Regions from separate parts of the Mus musculus genome. Here region 1 is linked to region 2. A link is a loop called in an ENCODE intact Hi-C map of the cell type or tissue named here. Cell type or tissue: left cerebral cortex. All regions are shown on one strand. Links, peaks and the distances in the headings refer to the core of each region. The heading gives the core; the rest is flanking DNA. Region 1 overlaps Btaf1 (B-TFIID TATA-box binding protein associated factor 1). Region 2 holds the start of Gm25268 (a small nuclear RNA gene).

Region 1 (8,343 bases), core at 325-8,324, 270 kb after region 2:
TAAACAATCCCACTTGAGAAAGAATCCAAATATTTATGGATGTAACTTGAAATACCAGAACAGTTTTTAGTAGGTCTATAAATGCTATGTGTAAACACAAATACATATGTATGTCCCTGTCAAGACCCTTAGCTTGCATTTATTTTCTTCAATATCACTGGCAAGGAGATATGAGAGAGATGAGAAGAAAAGCCACATTCTTCAGCTTCTCCTTATTGCAATGTAATCTCTTCATTTTCCCCCATTAAGGCTAGCTTCTCTGGGCTACTCCTGTGATCATATACTAAGACTCTCACTAAAAGCAACTGCTACCCAAACATGAAGACCTGAATTCAAATCCCCAACACCTACACACCCACCCACATTGTTTTTTAAAGCCAGGCATACCTGTGTGTGCCTATCATGCCATTATTATTGGTGAGAGACAGAAGGCTTCTAAGAGCTTACTGGCTAGACAGTCTAGTCAAAGAGGTGAGCTTCCAATTCAGTAAGAAACCCTGTCACGCATTACATGAAGGGTGACAACTCTGTAGTAAGTCAGCATACCAGAGACATCTTCACATCTGTGATCACTGATACAGTATTCACAGTAGCCAAGATATAGCCCCAGCCTATATTTCATCAATATATTAAGGAGGGAAGAAAATGTGTTACACATACAAAATAGAAAAAAACCTATTCAGCTATGAAGAAGAATGTAAGTGTGACTTCTGCAGGAAGATGGACCACAGAGGCAGCAAAAAGAAGCTCCCTGAAACAGCCCAAGAAACAAGCTAAGAATGTGAACAAGACAGATAAAATGTTTAGTCAGAAATAATAATAATGATAATGATGATGATAATAATAATAATAGCAGAAGAATCTCATGGAGGTAAAATAAAAGCTGAATCCATGAGAAGGGTCCTTTGGCCAGAGGTGGAATTACAAAACTCTGACAAAAAGCAAGCTGTTTCTTGTATCTAAGGTGATGATGGCCCACCCAATTCCTATCTAAACATCTGAATTCCACCTATAATCATAATAAAATGTTCTCCTGGAGCCTCTTATACACTGTAATAAACTTTTTATAAAGTAAAAATACATATGAAAATTCCAAAATTAGACCCAATTCTTTGTACAGTAACAAAAAATTAATTTAAAAGTTATAAAAACAAAAGAGAACTGCTTCTCAAGAGCTGAGTCAGTTTACTGTCAGAAGACCAACAAAAAATAAAATTTTTAAAAATTAGTTTTACAAGACAAATAACTTTTTTTTTTTTTGGTTTTTGGTTTTTTTAAAGACAGGGTTTCTCTGTGTAGCCTTGGCTGTCCTGGAACTCACTCTGTAGACCAGGCTGGCCTCGAACTCCAGGATGAAGCCTGACAATGGAACAAGCACTGGATTATAAAACACTCTGTTAAAAAAAGAAAAGATGTCATGTGGTTTTGACTTTTGGTACAGCCTTAAACAAGGCTTCTAACTTTTTAGAACTTGTTTTCCTATGTGAAAATAATAAGGCTACCTTATCCTGCTTTTCTCAGGCTTCTTATAAAATATAAACAAAGAAAAACATTGGTGAATAATATAAAAAGTACATGACTGTATAGACTGCCTGCTTTGATCCGTGCTGTATGTTTCCTGTCTATATCATCTGAATATGTATCTCCTGTATAACTTATCTCACATCCTAAGACCATGTATTCAATATTTAAATGAGTTCAAACAATTAAAGAACTATGAAATACACTGAATGAGTTGCAACAATGTAAATAACCATCTTTGGACTTCTCTGTAAAATCTATGAACATCGCCAATTTTGTGACACTTTCTCAAGAAGGCAAGCTTGAGCCTGGCATGATGACATACACAATCTTAGAATCCACGAGGAAAAAGAAAAGGCAGAGGCAGAAAAATCTCTGCAATTCTGAGGTATAGCAAGTTCCAGGCTAGCTGGAGATAAATAGGGAAATCATAAAACAAAGGAACAAACAAGCGATCAAGCATACCCATCCCAACATCACAACAAACAAGACATCCAAAAGGGAAAAATCCCTTTCAAAAACTGAGTTAGTTACCTGACGAACTGCCAAAGCATATTTTATTCCCAGAAGACCACCATGTCTAACTTCCCACTGTTCTTGTGTCAATAATTTCAGCAGCACATCCACTGTCTTATGAACTCCTGTTTCGTTCATGTGCTTTAAAACCACACCTAACGTTTGAGCACAAGTCTCACGAACTGGCGCTACAACCTTCAGAATAGAAAGGAGTTACATATGCAGGAAATTTACTGATGTAGAATTTACAGTCTGGACAAAGCTTCACTCAGATGGTACTTACTTCATCAGAAACGAAGTCTCCAAATCTGTCCAACGCAAAAACACAAAGGAGTCTAATGACTAAGTCTTCCAACCACTCTTGATGCTGCTGAATCATCTATTAAAATACAATCATTTTTAACAATAGGTAAAAATCAACTCTGTACTAGGGAGAGAGTGAGCTGTTCAGTCCAAAAATGGAGGGAAAAATACACACAACACGTACACACACAATATTAGGACATATTATCTTAGTAGAAAGAAGTTACCAAACCACGTAAGAATTCTATATACCATCTTTAAATGTAATCATGTCATCTTTGATAATTATATTCAGAAGCCCTACGTCAAAATTCTTATATTCATAGTTCCTATTATGTTCCTGTACTCTTAAAAAACACAAATTACAAGCTGGGCACTCAGGAGGCAGAGGCAGGGAGATCTCTGTGAGTTCCAGGCTAGAAAGGTACACAGGGAATTCCAAGCCAGCCATAGCTAAACAGTAAGACTGTCTCAAAACATCCCACACCTCCAAGAAAACAGAAGAAAAAGAATTACTTAAGGTTACTCTGTGCCAGGTCTTCTGCTATCTGTGCTATTTCCAGTGTACTACACTAATGTTGCTGGTAACCAGTATTATTTTATTTATCTTACTCTCTATTGCATTATCCTGCTCAAATGCTCTTCTTTCTACAATTTTTCCACTCTAGTGTTTCTGAAGATCTCTGTTCTCTAAACTGATTCTATAACAATAAACTTGAATTTTTTTTTTTTTTACCTATTCATAGCTCTTCTTCTTACTCACCTTGCATTCCAACTTTGTTACATAACTTTTGTCACTTTCCCCTAAATTGGAAAGAGAGACCAACTACCAAATTAAATTATAGGCTTAATATACTTACCTCCTCTAAAGTGCTGTCTCCCATTTTACCACCACTTTTCCCATGAGCTTTAAGAATTTCTCTGAGTCCAGTACCTGCCCCATGTCGAACCTAAAAAAACACAAGAAGCAAACATCAGGTGCCAAATGTTTAAAGAAGCCAAGTCAATTTTTCATTAATATGAAAATGTTTTGCAGTCACAGTTGATGCTACAGAAGTATCTATTGAAGCATAATCATGTGCCCCTGTCAGTCTTTCAAGCAAGGTTTTACTTTGTAACCCTAATTGAGCTGAAGCTGCTATGTATACAAGGTTGGCCAAGAACTCACAAAAGACTAGCCTGCTCTACTTCCCCAGTGCTGGGACTAAAGGTGTGTGCCACCACACCTGGCCAGTAATCATGTTTTTAAATAACATGCATTTTGTACTGTGATACAAGAAAAGTAAAATAAACAGTACCTTTATTAATTTCACTTATGGAAGGTTTTCAAAGTTGAACAACAAAACAGTTATTTCTCTAACTCTAGGATATAAATGCACCTAGCTTTCATTTCTATCCCTAGTCTGTACTTAGACTCAGAACTAAACAGAAAGGAAAAGAAATGTTTCTGTATAGCCCAAATACCAATATTTTAGAAGTGCAAAAAACAAAAAACCCAAAAAGTAGTCAAGTGCCAAAAGAAGAGAATTCACATAAACTGTCTAATGACTGGTGCTTTCTTATATCTGGTAGATCAATCAGCATTCTCAGAGGTGAGGATCTGTTCTTAGATGAAAGGAAAGAAAGTCTGTACTATATACTATAGTCATTTATTTAAAATGCTCTCTGAGCTAAGATTTAATCCTAAAAGACTCACCATCCACCACCCACGCTTTTCTTTTCCCCTCTCCTTTTTTCCACTCTGAGGATCACAGCCAGGCAGGATCTCGTACATGCTAAGCAAAGTGCTCTACAAATGAGCTACATCTCAGGGCTCAAAGCAGGTTTGTGCAGGGGAGTGGTTCTGATGCTCTGACACCCAATTAGTTCTTTTTCTTTTTCTTTTTCTTTTCTTTTTTTTTTTTTTTTTTTTTTTTTGGTTTTTCAAGACAGGGTTTCTCTGTGTAGCCCTGGCTGTCCTGGAACTCCCTTTGCAGACCAGGCTGGCCTCCAACTCAGAAATCCGCCTGCCTCTGCCTCCGGAGAACTGGGATTAAAGGCGTGTACCCACCATGCCCAGCTCACCCAATTAGTTCTTGATCAATCAATAAAGATGCCAGTGGCCAATGGCTGGGTAGAAAGAAAGAGGCGGGACTTCCAGGTTCCCACAGGATAGGAGAGAGGAGAGGGCAGGAAGAGGAGAATGGATATACTGGGGGTGGGGGTAATGGAACAGTCTCAGAGCTGCAGGGAATATCTTCCAAAATGTAGGCAGAAAGGGAAAGAAATCCAATAAAGGCAGCCCGAAAGCGTCTTGGGCAGCAAAACCAATGGGCTTCATAGAAGGTAACAGAGCAACTAAGCTGAGGGAAGATTTAGAGGTGTTGAGCTAGAAGTAAAGAGAAGGGCATGCTAGCGGCAGAAGATTGTAGAAGAACCCAGCAACTGAGTCAGTAAGGCAGGTTAACAATGAGCTAATGTGTGTATGTCTTTCATCTACAGATCCAAGAGAACCTGGGTGGGTAGCTGGTAGCATAGCCTGCCCAGAAGCATTAAAGCGGAGTGGAAGAAACTACACCCTACAGGTTTGTTTTGTTTGTTGAATTCAAGGGCCAACTAAAGATTTGGGATAACCAAGCAATAATTCAATCCGAAGCTTCATTTTACTTTCCGACATACTGGGACAGGTTTGAAATTTTCTTTTAAGAAATACTTTGGAGCCGGGCGGTGGTGGCGCATGCCTTTAATCCCAGCACGCGGGAGGCAGAGGCAGGCGGATTTCTGAGTTTGAGGCCAGCCTGGTCTACAAAGTGAGTTCCAGGAGAGCCAGGGCTATACAGAGAAACCCTGTCTTGAAAAAACAAACAAACAAACAAACAAACAAAAAAAGAAATACTTCGGAGGCTTAACTACCTCTGAAACTGGTTTGAAAACTACTGCTGTCTACAGCTATACCATGCTGATTTTTGGGGGGAGTCAGGGGTTGATCTTCAGGTTTGAGCCCAAGTATATGCTTCTGTACCTCTAGACCCTGAGATTACTTTCTTGGTAGATCAAAAGTGCCCGCTACAGACATAATATAGGAGTGAGCACTTGTAATCCCAGAATTAAGGAAGATGAGTTAGGAATACCACAAGTTCAAGGACAGTGTGGACTACCATGAGATTGTCATCCTACTCCCCCAAAGTTGTTCATTTTCAAAGGAAAAGAAAGGTTTTTTACTGTTTATCAGAAAAATACAAGTAAGTCTTTACAGTAGCCAAAATAATAAGAAGAAATGAACAATTTGCTTCAGAATATAATTTAAAGAAAAAAAGGTTTAAAAAAAAATCTAAAAACTTCTACTTAGAAGTCAAACCTGGTGTGGTGCCATTGACTTTGTACTGGCTAGTTTTGTATCAACTTGACACAGCTGGAGTTATCACAGAGAAAGGAGCTTCAGTTGAGGAAATGCCTCCATGAGATACAACTGTAAGGCATTTTCTCAATTAGTGATCAAGGAGGAAAGGCCCCTTGTGGGTGGGGCCATCTCTGGGCTGGTAGTCTTGGGTTCTATAAGAGAGCAGGCTGAGCAAGCCAGGGGAAGCAAGCCAGTAAAGAACATCCCTCCATGGCCTCCGCATCAGCTCCTGCTTCCTGACCTGCTTGAGTTCCAGTCCTGACTTCCTTTAGTGATGAACAGCAGTGTGGAAGAGTAAGCCGAATAAACCCTTTCCTCCCAAGTGCTTCTTGTCATGATGTTTGTGCAGGAACAGAACCCTGACTAAGACAGACGTCTAATCCTAGCACCCAGGAGGCAAAGGCAGAAGCTCCTCTGTGAGTCCAAGGCCAGGTCTACATACTGAGGTCAGGTCAGCCAGTTACATGATGAGACGATACCCTGTCTCAAACCCCTCCACCAAGGGGGAGGGAGGGAACGACCACATACACATGGGGACAGGACACCGAGGAAGAGGGAGGGAGGGGGAGAGGGAGAGAAGGAATATGAATGAATGAAAAAAATATACAATATACAAGTCCTAAGAGACCTGATGGAAAATAGGTTTCCTAATAAGATTCCTATCTTTGCCTGAGAGGAAGATGCCTTACCTCCCAGGAGGGATTAAAAAGGTCATTGCAAAGTTCTTCACAAAAGCTTTCCAAAGGCCATTCATTTGTCTAAATAAGAAAGATACAAATTACTATTAGATCAAAGCTTTGGATTCAAGATTTAACAATTTAAGAAAGTCAAAAACGTATGTTTACTTGTAGCATTAGAAAAAGTAACAAGGCTTTAAGATTTTTAAATGTTTTACTAAAGAAGTGTAAGACATTTACTAATAAAATTTCAGGGCTAGAGAGATGGCTCAGCGGTTAAGAGCACTGACTGCTCTTCCTGAGGTCTTGAGTTCAAGTCCCAGCAACCACATGGTGACTCACAACCATCTGTAATGAGATCTGATGTCCTCTTCTGGTGTGTCTGAACACAGCAACAGCGTACTTACATATAATAAAAAATCTTTTTAAAAATTCCTTTTGTTGGCAAACAATATCTCGATGAATACATTTACAAAACTTATAAACAGGGCTTGGAGAGATGGCTCAGTCACTAAGAACACTGGCTGTTTTTCCAGAGAACCCAGGTTCAGTCTCCAGCACCTCCATGACAGCTCACACTGTCTGTGACTTCAGTTCCAAGGGGTCCAACACCCTCTTCTGGCCTTCGTGGACACCAGTCATGCAAGTGGTACACAAACATACATGCAGCAAAACATCCATAAACAAATAAAAAATAAGGCTAAAAATTAAAAATAATAAAGTTATAAACAATTTCAAAATACCTCTTCAATTAAGGAAGAACTTTCTGGAACATTATCTATCAAGACTTTGGAATCACTTGCAGTCTGATTAATAACAACATTTGCTACTTTCCGTCTCTTTTCTTCTGGCTCTCCATCAGTGCTGTCATTGCTAAAAGAGAAGTCACCAATTTTAAAAGTATATGAAGGAATGCAAGTGCTCTACAATTTGTGTCAGAGAATCCATTGTCCACACTGCATGGGTATGTTACCTTGCAGAAGTAGCTTACTCAGCAATCTTACATCAATTAAAATGAACTCATTAATACTTTGAATAAAATATACCCCACTATTGTCTGAATTGGTGAATTTTTTCTTTCAAATTGAATCTCACATATAACATTCTTTCATCTCTACAACCAGTTCCCTTTATTTAAAACTCTTTTAATCAAATTTAAATCCAGCCAAATATGACACTAACTGTTTTAGGCTTGCAACCTGGAGAAAACTAATATGCCAAGTAATAAAAGATTGTCTTATTTGTTTGAAAGAATAAGATTAAAATATATTATATAAAAAATTAACAAAAATTTAAAATCACAAAGAAACTGACCACTGATAAAGAATACAGAAAATGTGAGAAGAGTGCTGTTCTATAACTTGAAGAGAAATACAATGGTTGGCCTATTAAGAACTATTATAAAGGAAAAGGCAAGTTATCTGGGTGTGGTGGCACACACCTTTTTTCCAGCACCCAGGTGAAGCAAGACCATCATGAGCTCAAGATCAGCCTCGCCAACAAAATGAATAAAACACAATCTATCTTTATACATCATCCCAAGAATAAAAGAAAGTAATTCAGTTTATAGTTTTGCTTTCTCTGAATCCCTCCCTCTCTCTATATGTATGTTTGTTTATTTGTATTTCAAGAAAGAATTTCTCTGCATAGCCCTGACAGACCTGAAACTAGCCCCGGAGACCAGGCTGGCCTCAAGTTCACACAGATCTGGCTGCCTCTGTTTCCCGGTGCTCAGGCTCAACATCTTCACAGTGTAAACTACTGGCCAACTGTTCTCGTTCTGTACGATCATGAAAAAGACTGAAGACCCTCAAACCCTCACTAATTCTCTCCTATTGGCTACACTAGTAAACTTGCATACTTGCACTTTCAGACATTTGTTTTTATGACTACATTTGGAATGTCTTTTCCTAGACAGTAAGAGCCATCACCCTTCTTTCAAATCTT
Region 2 (8,343 bases), core at 29-8,028:
TCCCTTAGGGGGAAGGGATGCCTCAGCATGGGCCCGTGGAGACACTCCCTTCCCCCACACCTGACTACACCCCCACCAAACATATCCCCTCTTCTCTTTATCTTTTTATAAACACACCAGTACTCAGGGCTGCTGTTTTGGGATTATCAGCTCCTCCCCATGGGGAAAATGGCGGGGGCTGGGGGGGGGGCGGTGCTCGTGTGTTTTGAACTGATAACGTGCACAGTTCTCAACTCGGTAAGCCCAGGGTGGCGCTCAAGGTTCGGCAACTCTTACATGTCCAGGGCTGCCGGGCTGTTTTCTTCCTCAGGCACTTGGCAATTACTTTGTTCCTCCTCGAACTGGAATTTGTACAGCATATTGAAAACTCTGACAAGGCAGACGCTGGCTAGATGTGCCTGCTCTTAGACTGGTTTCTTGTCTCCACCTCCTGATCCCGCTAGCTCTGGTCCAAAACTCTCCAGCCAACACAGGAGGAGGAGCCACGCCAGCTCTCAGCATCCCTCCCTGCCTTAGACATCACCTAAATCAGCCTGTCTTGGTTTCTGATGATGTAAGGCAGAAAGTCTAAATGACATGGTCTCCTTGCCTCAGTTTCCCAAATGTCTTTAGGTTGCTACTAGTGTGATAAAACGTGACAAAACAAAACAAAACAAAGAAACCAAAAACCAACCAAACAAACAAAAAACAAAGTTGTGGCAGCAAGGTTTATTTTGTATTATGTATCATTCAGGAAGGTTGAAAGAGGAACTTCAGCAGGGCAGGACCCTGGAGTCAGCGCCTGCGCCTGATGCAGGAGTGCTTACTTACAGGTTTGTTTCAAATGGCTTGTTCAACCAGCTTTCTCAAAAGCAGCCGGATCCACCAACCCAGGAGTGGCACCACCCTCCCGCATCAGTTATCAATTAGGAAAATACCCCATACACTTACCTACAGCCCAACCTGGTGGGAACGTTATGTTAACTGAGGCTCTCCCTTCCCAAATAGCTCTAACTGCTGTTGTCATAAAAACTAGTCAGCATACCAGACCATGAAAGCTATCTCTAGATTCAATCCCCAGGACCTCAGAGAGGGGAAAACCTTTCAGCTAAGAGATTGATTTTAAAACCTTTTTATTTATTCTTTGATAATTTCATATACAATGTATTTTTATCATATCCACCCCACTTCCCCTAACATATCCTAGACAAACCAACACATCTTCTTCCTTACTTCTCCTTTTCCTTCTCCTCCTCCTCTCCTCACTCCTATTTTTTATCTTTGTCTTTTATAATTCAGTGAGTCCAATTAGTGCTGGCAGAATGCACATGTGGAGCCATCCACATGAGCAGAGGCAACCTAGGTCACATCTGTTGATTTTAACAAAATCTCAATTGTTTGATTTTTTTTCCAATGAAGACTCGAGAGCCAGATGCTGGGGTGAAAGCCTGCTAGCTCAGAGAGGCAGAGAAAGCACCCAGCTGACCTTCTTCCTCAGCTGATGTCCCCCCCAGGAACACCCCCTCTCTCAAACAACCTCCTTCAAACTGAAGGTCCCTCTCTTCTACTTCCCATGCGTCTCTCCGTCCATCCTCCTCACTCTCTCTTACTCTCTGTGTTTTTTTTCTTAGTAATCTTATGTTCACTTCCCTTCAATTTGTGGCTTGCTCCATCTCTTGACCTATGGTTGACTTTATGTTTACAATAAATATTCAAGCAGGAAGTTTTTGGATTAAAGGTGTGTGCTAAGGCTGAGCCACACCATAACTGAAAAAAGTTTTTTTTTTTTCCAGTAAATAACACAATCTCGGGGCTCACGGTGTGATCAAATATCCTGCAACACACATCCTCACAGAAAAAACTCTGTTTCCCAAAAGCTGTCAACTGCTAATATTTCTTCAGCTAGGGGTATGGCCTCATGAGGAACTCTTGATGCTGTGCAGATAACTATAGGTGCTTTGAGTTCGTGAGTGTGATAGCCATATTATATCTAAAAGACAGTAACTCGCAGCACTCTTACCGATCCTCTCGCTCTCTCATTCTTTTTCTCTCCTCTTCCAGAACGTTCTCTGAACCCTATAGTGAGGTTGTATATGGATATACTATTTAGGACTAAGCACGCACAATCACTTTATCACCACGTAGACCACTTATGAGTCTGTATTAACGGCTACTCATGGTAAAATCAAACTTTTCTGGCTAAAGATTGAGAGTAGCACTAATCTGTGGATACAGATGTAAATATTTAGAAGCAATCTCACAACATGACTGCTGTACTACATCCTGCTTCTCCATTGTGGGTGCGTTGGCACCGCTGGCAAGATGCCAGGAAGGGGGCAGGGCAAAGTCCTAAACAGGGAGTCCACAGTGGTTTCCACCATCAGCATTACAGCAAGGAGAGGGAGGCAGGAATCCGGGGTCTGCAGTCTATCTTTCTCCCCTTGGGGCATCTGCCCGTTAGGCAGAGAAGGGAGGTAGAACCCAGGACAGGGCCGAGCAGAATGTGGTTCCATTAGGAGCTAGGGTTGAGTGTACCAGCGGGGCTGGAGGGAAGAAAGACTTCTCGGGAGTCATAGGCACGGCTCTTTAGTTGAAGGCCTTCCCCACAGTGATCCTTAAAGAGGACCAGCTCTCTGAGATGGTCCTTGCTTTTTTATACTGGTTTATTTGATGGTGAATATAAATACATACACTTTATATTCGGGGTGAACCAGGGATTACATATCTTTTGTGGGGAAGGAATACCCAGGAAAGGAAATTCATTGCTGAGGGTACCTCGTTAGCGTGGAGAACTCCAGCTGTTACTTTATGTGACTGACTGCCAGTGGTCCTCTCAGTGGGGTGTCATGGTTACATGTCCCAGAGCAGTTACACAGACAGGTAGCTCCACTCCCGCCAATCTCAGATCTCAGAGACTGCTGGGGTCTGAGCTCACTCAGCCTTGCCAGTTCTTATGTCTGTCTGGTTGCACAGTCCCACATGCCCTACACATGTGGATACACTTAGCAAAACAACAGTAGTAGGTTTATCCCATAGGGTCTATGACCTTCCTAGACTAGATTTTGGCTGTGTTTACAGTACAGGGCATGAATTCTCTCTGGTGGAACAGGCTTCAAAGCTGGTCAGAAGGTGGTTGGTGACTTAAATTGTGCCCCTTCTGAGGCAACAGACCCCATTTTGCCTGCTAAGTCAGCATTGCAGCGTGCAGGGTCCTGCATACAGTAAGACCTTTATTGTCATGTCTCCCCAGAGGTTTGCATGGTACGCTCCAGCACTATGAAAGCTATCCAGGAGGGAAGACGTTTCTCAGTCAGTTCCATACTGATTTCTCCATGTCTCATAGAGAAAGTATGTAGTGTATTCAGCAATAGGCTCTTAACATATAGTTATAGTGAACAACCAAGAGAAATGGCAGTAGCCTGTGTTGTTTTGGAGACCTTTGGGGTAACTCCTAGGGAGGTATTCTATGAGAATTAATTTCCTTCTCCTTCCTTCCTTCCTTCCTTCCCTCCCTCCCTCCCTCCTTCCTCCCTCCCTCCCTTCCCTCCCTCCCTCCCTCCCTCCCTCCCTCCCTCCTTCCTTCCTTCCTTCCTTCCTTCTTTCCTTCCTTCCTTCCCAAATTTACTTCTGGGTCTATCTTGTAAGAGGAAGCTGGAAATAAAGGGGAATTTAATAAAAAATGGCACAACTTGTTAAATACCTCTCGATTAGGCCCTCTCATGCAGAGAGACCAGTCCCAGACAGCTATGACCCTAGGAACCCCAGGGTGGCACTAAACATGGCTGAGGAAGGCCAGGTGCCAGAGGCTCCCTGCCTAGCCTTTCTGCATAAGGAAGCCAAATAGGAGGTGGGCAGGGTATGTCACCACCTTAGAAAGTCCCTAAGGAACTTCCAGAGCTTGGTGACCCAGAGATTGGCACCGAAGTCAGACAGGTACTGGATTTCGGGCGTGAGCATGCGCCGGCAGAGTGCTCTTCTTGAGGTTGTAACCCAGGGTGGACTTGACACCCAGGGGCTGCCAGGGCTGAATGGCCGAGTCTTGGATGGCCTCTGCACCAACCGCTTGACCGCCATCTATGCAGATGCGGTGCATGTGCTCCTTCGCTTGGCGCAGCTCGGCTACCTCGCCGGCCATGCGCTCACATCCAAAGGCCTCCACCTTTTGCCAGAAGCTGGCGTTGAAGTGACGGTAGAGGCGCACGTCCAGCCAGGTTCCAAGCGGTGGCTCGGCGGTACAGCCCTCCCGAGAGTCGCGGCACCGGCGAGTGGCGCAGTGCATTGAGCTTGAAGTACAGCACATCCTCCAGGTCCCAACACAACATCTCCGGAGCAGCACCAGGGATTCGTCAAGTACTCCTGCAGCAGCACCAGGTGGAAGCGGCGCTCCACCCCCAGGATCTCCTGCACTCGCGGGCTGCCCGGGTCCAGGCTACTATCGTAGCCCAGGCCGAAGAAGAGCAGGTTGCGGAGGTAGTGAGCGTTGTAGCTGCTCGGATCGTAGTAGCGATCGGGGTCCTGCAGGAACTCGGCCAGCATGTCGCGGCTCGACAGCTTCCAGGTGAGCGGCACCACGGATCCAAAATAGTGGAAGGAAGACTCTTAGAGACGAGCAGGGTCACGGATGACGGTGATGAAGGCACTCGGCCGCACCAGCCCGCACCAGCCCGTGCACTTCCTTACAGTGGAAGCGCATGTGGTTGCAGATGATGCTGAAGCACGCCCAAGGCCGGTAGTCCTGCACCAGGCTTCGTGCAAAGTACCACGGGTAGTGGAAGTCGTTGAATTTCATTGTATAACCCATGTCTTCAGAGAACGGCATTGTCCATTAGTTTTCATTCAAATTACTGTTCTTAATATTTTAAATATAATATTAAATATAATAAAATTTCTTAGATATAAAATAAATTTATTATTTTTGTTTTATATATTTATATATATATTTGCTTAGGCAGAACACATGCTAAAATTGGAATGATACAAAGATTAGCATGACCCCTACACAAGGATGTCACGAAATTTATGGAATGCTCTGTATTTGTTTTTGGTATCAATGACTGCAGACTCATAACTGAGAATGAGAAACATAGAAGGCTTCTGTGACAATCTCTTTCTACCCCGCCAAAAGAAACAGTCCAGAACAGGAAGCTATAGAAGAGAGTTCTTAAAAGTTGTGATAAAGATGCTGAAGTGTAGCTCCTTACACTTCACTTGACGGGGCGGACGGTGGGGGGGACTCCATATTATACACACACACACACACACACACACACACACACACACACACACACATATATATATAAAGGGCTGGTCACTGGGAATTTGACCATGCTCCAATCAGTATAGGGAAAAATGTATTTTTAAATTAACCATCTAAGTAATAGGTTTGGCTATACGGGGCTGGTGTTAATAGGTGATTTACAACTAGTCGTACTTGTCTCGTGAAACTGAGTGCCCCGGTGTTTGGAGCAACCTGTTTAGAATTGTAACGTCCTCTTGATGGACGGTTCACGTCATCTGTATAAAGTAGCTTTTATCTCTTCTCAATGGTTCTGGATTGAAGCCTATTTTGACAGCAACATCTGCTTGCTTCCTAGGTCCATTTGCTTAGAGTACATTTTCCTTGTCGTTTACCCTACAGTAATGTCTGTCTTTTGTGATAAGGTGCACTTTCTTAGAGGCAGCAAACAGATGGTGCCTGTTTTTTTTTTTTTTTTGGTTTTTGAGACAGGGTTTCTCTGTGTAGCCCTGGCTGTCCTGGAACTCACTTTATAGACCAGGCTGGCCTCGAACTCAGAAATCCGCCTGCCTCTGCCTCCAGAGTGCTGGGATTAAAGGCGTGCACCACCACGCCCGGCCTTTGTTTTTGTTTTTGATCTAATCTATCCCTCTGTGTCTTTTCACTAAGGGAATTGATATCATTAATATTCACAGTTATTATTGAAAGGTGTGTATTCATTCCTGTCAGTTTTTAAAAACTATTTTAGTTTGCATTGTTTGTTTTCCCCCCTCTTTCTCTCTTGCTTAGCTATTATCCTAGTATGGTTTGTTTTTCCTGTGGCCTTATGGATGGATTTATTTTTCTCTTCAGTCTGAAGAATTCCTTCAAGGATCTACTTAGTTGGTGATCAAGATTAAAGAATCAATTTTTATAATGGAAAGTTTTTATCTTTTCTTTGTAGGCTTTGATTTTTCAAAAACCTACTTTAATAAGGATTCTTAAATGCTTTAACCTGCTGTCTTAAGTCAACAATTACATCGGGCAAATAAAAGATACTTTTACATATGCATGTACCTATGTGTTAGAAACAAGGAGACTAAATTGTTTGCTTATACATGGCAGTAGCTTTTACTATATTTTTCAATACACTATATTTGGCCATCCTTAAAAAACAGAAGGAGCAGGCTGGAGAGATGGCTCAGTGGTTAAGAGCACAGTGCTCTTCCATAGGTGCTGAGTTCAATTCCCAGCAACCACATGGTGGTTTATAACCATCTCTAATGGGACAGGATGTTCTCCTCTGGTGTGTCTGAAGACAGCTATAGTATAATCACATACATAGGATAAATAAATCTTTTTAAAAAGCTAAAAAACAAAAACAAAACAAAAAAACCCCAGAAGGGGCCAAGTGATGGCTCAGTGGTTAAGAGTTTGTGCTGCTCTTATAGAGGATCCAAGTTCAGTCCCCAACACTCACAGTGAACAGTTCTGAACTGCCGGTAACTCCAGCTTTCAGGTGCTTCGATTCTGTCTTCTGGACTCTGCAGGCATCTGCACTCACATACCCTCTCCACATCCATATATACACATGATTTTAAAAACTAAAAAGAATTACATTGCCATAATGGAAGGCTCACTCTATCACTGGAGTGGCTAAAGTTTGTAAGACTGTAGACAGATGTAGCTGGGGAGAGCAGAGGAGGTGTGGAGGGGCACTTTTTATGATGCTCAGGGTTGTAATGGGGGCGGGGCCGCTTTACAAATGCTAGACAAGCAAGCACTCTACTACAAGCTACGCTCCTAGCCCTTAGTTGGCCTTCAACTTGCTACATAGTTCTTGAACTTGCTATGTATCCCAGGCTGGCCTTGAATGCACAAAAATCATCCTGCCTCAACTTCCCAAGGGGTGGGATTAGTCTGATGTCATCTTGCTTAATTGAACATCTTCTAGGGAGTTGCTCAGTGTGGAGGAGGTTGCAGTTATATATGGAATGTACATGTATTTAAAAATCCACTGAGTTATTTTACCTCTAAAGATTTGTATTTACTGTGTATCACTCGAAAGGGAATGACATCCGTTCCACTGAGATGGCTCAGCAGATAAAGGGACCTTACTGCTAAGTCTAATGACCTTCTTTCAACCCCAGGGACGCACATGGTAGAGGTAGAGAATGGGTTTCTGTAGATTGTCCTCTTATCTTCACATTCTTGCTCTCTTTCTCTTATACAGACATCCTCACATACCCTTGCCAATCAATGCAATGCAATAAAGAAAGAATGACATCAAACTTAAAATTGAGTGTGGTCATACTTGTAATCTGCACTCTGGGAGGTAGAAGCAGGAGGACCAGGAGTTCAAGGGTAGTTTTAGGTAACATTGAGTTAGCTCAAGGCCAGCTAGATCTGGGGGCTCTGTCTCAAAAAACCAAACCAAACCAAACCAAAAACAATACGAAAACACCCACATCAGTTTTAAATCAGGGGTATGTCCTGGTGGGATAACTCAGTGGCTAAAAGCTTTTCTGCACAAGAGACAGTTTCAATCCTCGGACCTCAAAATGGGAGGAGAGGACAGACTTCCCAGATCTCTGATACATAGAGTGTGATATGGCATGATCACACCACACCACCCACCACCACCACCACCACCACCAAAACATGACTTAAAAAACAATAGAATCAGAGGTATGTGTAGATGCTAAAGCCTTGAGAACTGAATAAAGCACACAAAGAGAAATGTAAGGCACTCAAAGCACTATTCTTCATGTCTTAAATCATCTTCTAGGAGCTGGAGAGATGGCTCAGTGGTTAAGAGCATCTATTGCTCTTACAGAACCAAACCTAAGTTCGGTTCTCAGCATCACAACCGCCTGTAGCTTTATCTCCAGGGGATCCGATACCTCTGGCCTCTGCAGCCACCCACATTCACTTGTGCATACCCTACACACTGACATCTAAAAGTAAAATGGAAACAAACCTTAAAATTGTTTTCAAACCACGTGTGCTAAACGTTGAAAATAATGAAGCGTTTGGAAGTCAGCTGAAGACACACACTCCATGCGTTGGGCTGTAGATGAGTCCTCTCGGTGAAAAACAGTTGAAACTGTCCCTCTTCTGTCCTGGAGACTCGTGTACTCTTTGTTCTT

The links. Peaks named below come from ENCODE experiments on the same cell type or tissue, not always from the same donor. Only the 100,000 strongest peaks of a DNase experiment are listed, where the experiment ranks them.
Region 1: it touches region 2 in a loop (3-fold over the local background); 14 of 42 quality-filtered maps call a loop at or near these places.

What each region holds. Positions count from the first base shown.
Region 1 is chr19:36,960,565-36,968,907 of GRCm38, reverse strand. It overlaps Btaf1 (B-TFIID TATA-box binding protein associated factor 1), which reads right to left. Exons shown (of 38, transcript NM_001080706.1): 7 at 7,140-7,269; 8 at 6,409-6,477; 9 at 3,201-3,290; 10 at 2,321-2,416; 11 at 2,056-2,232. Among named protein-coding and RNA genes, the nearest start is that of Btaf1, 39 kb to the right of the region's middle. In left cerebral cortex, for the core only: no CTCF peak of the experiment used is centred there; a DNase peak (open chromatin) is centred at 4,107.
Region 2 is chr19:37,230,059-37,238,401 of GRCm38, reverse strand. It overlaps Gm25268 (a small nuclear RNA gene), which reads left to right and starts at 4,918; the gene lies at 4,918-5,020. It also overlaps the pseudogene Gm9056. In left cerebral cortex, for the core only: no CTCF peak of the experiment used is centred there; DNase peaks (open chromatin) are centred at 4,337 and 4,638; H3K4me3 peaks cover 819 bases.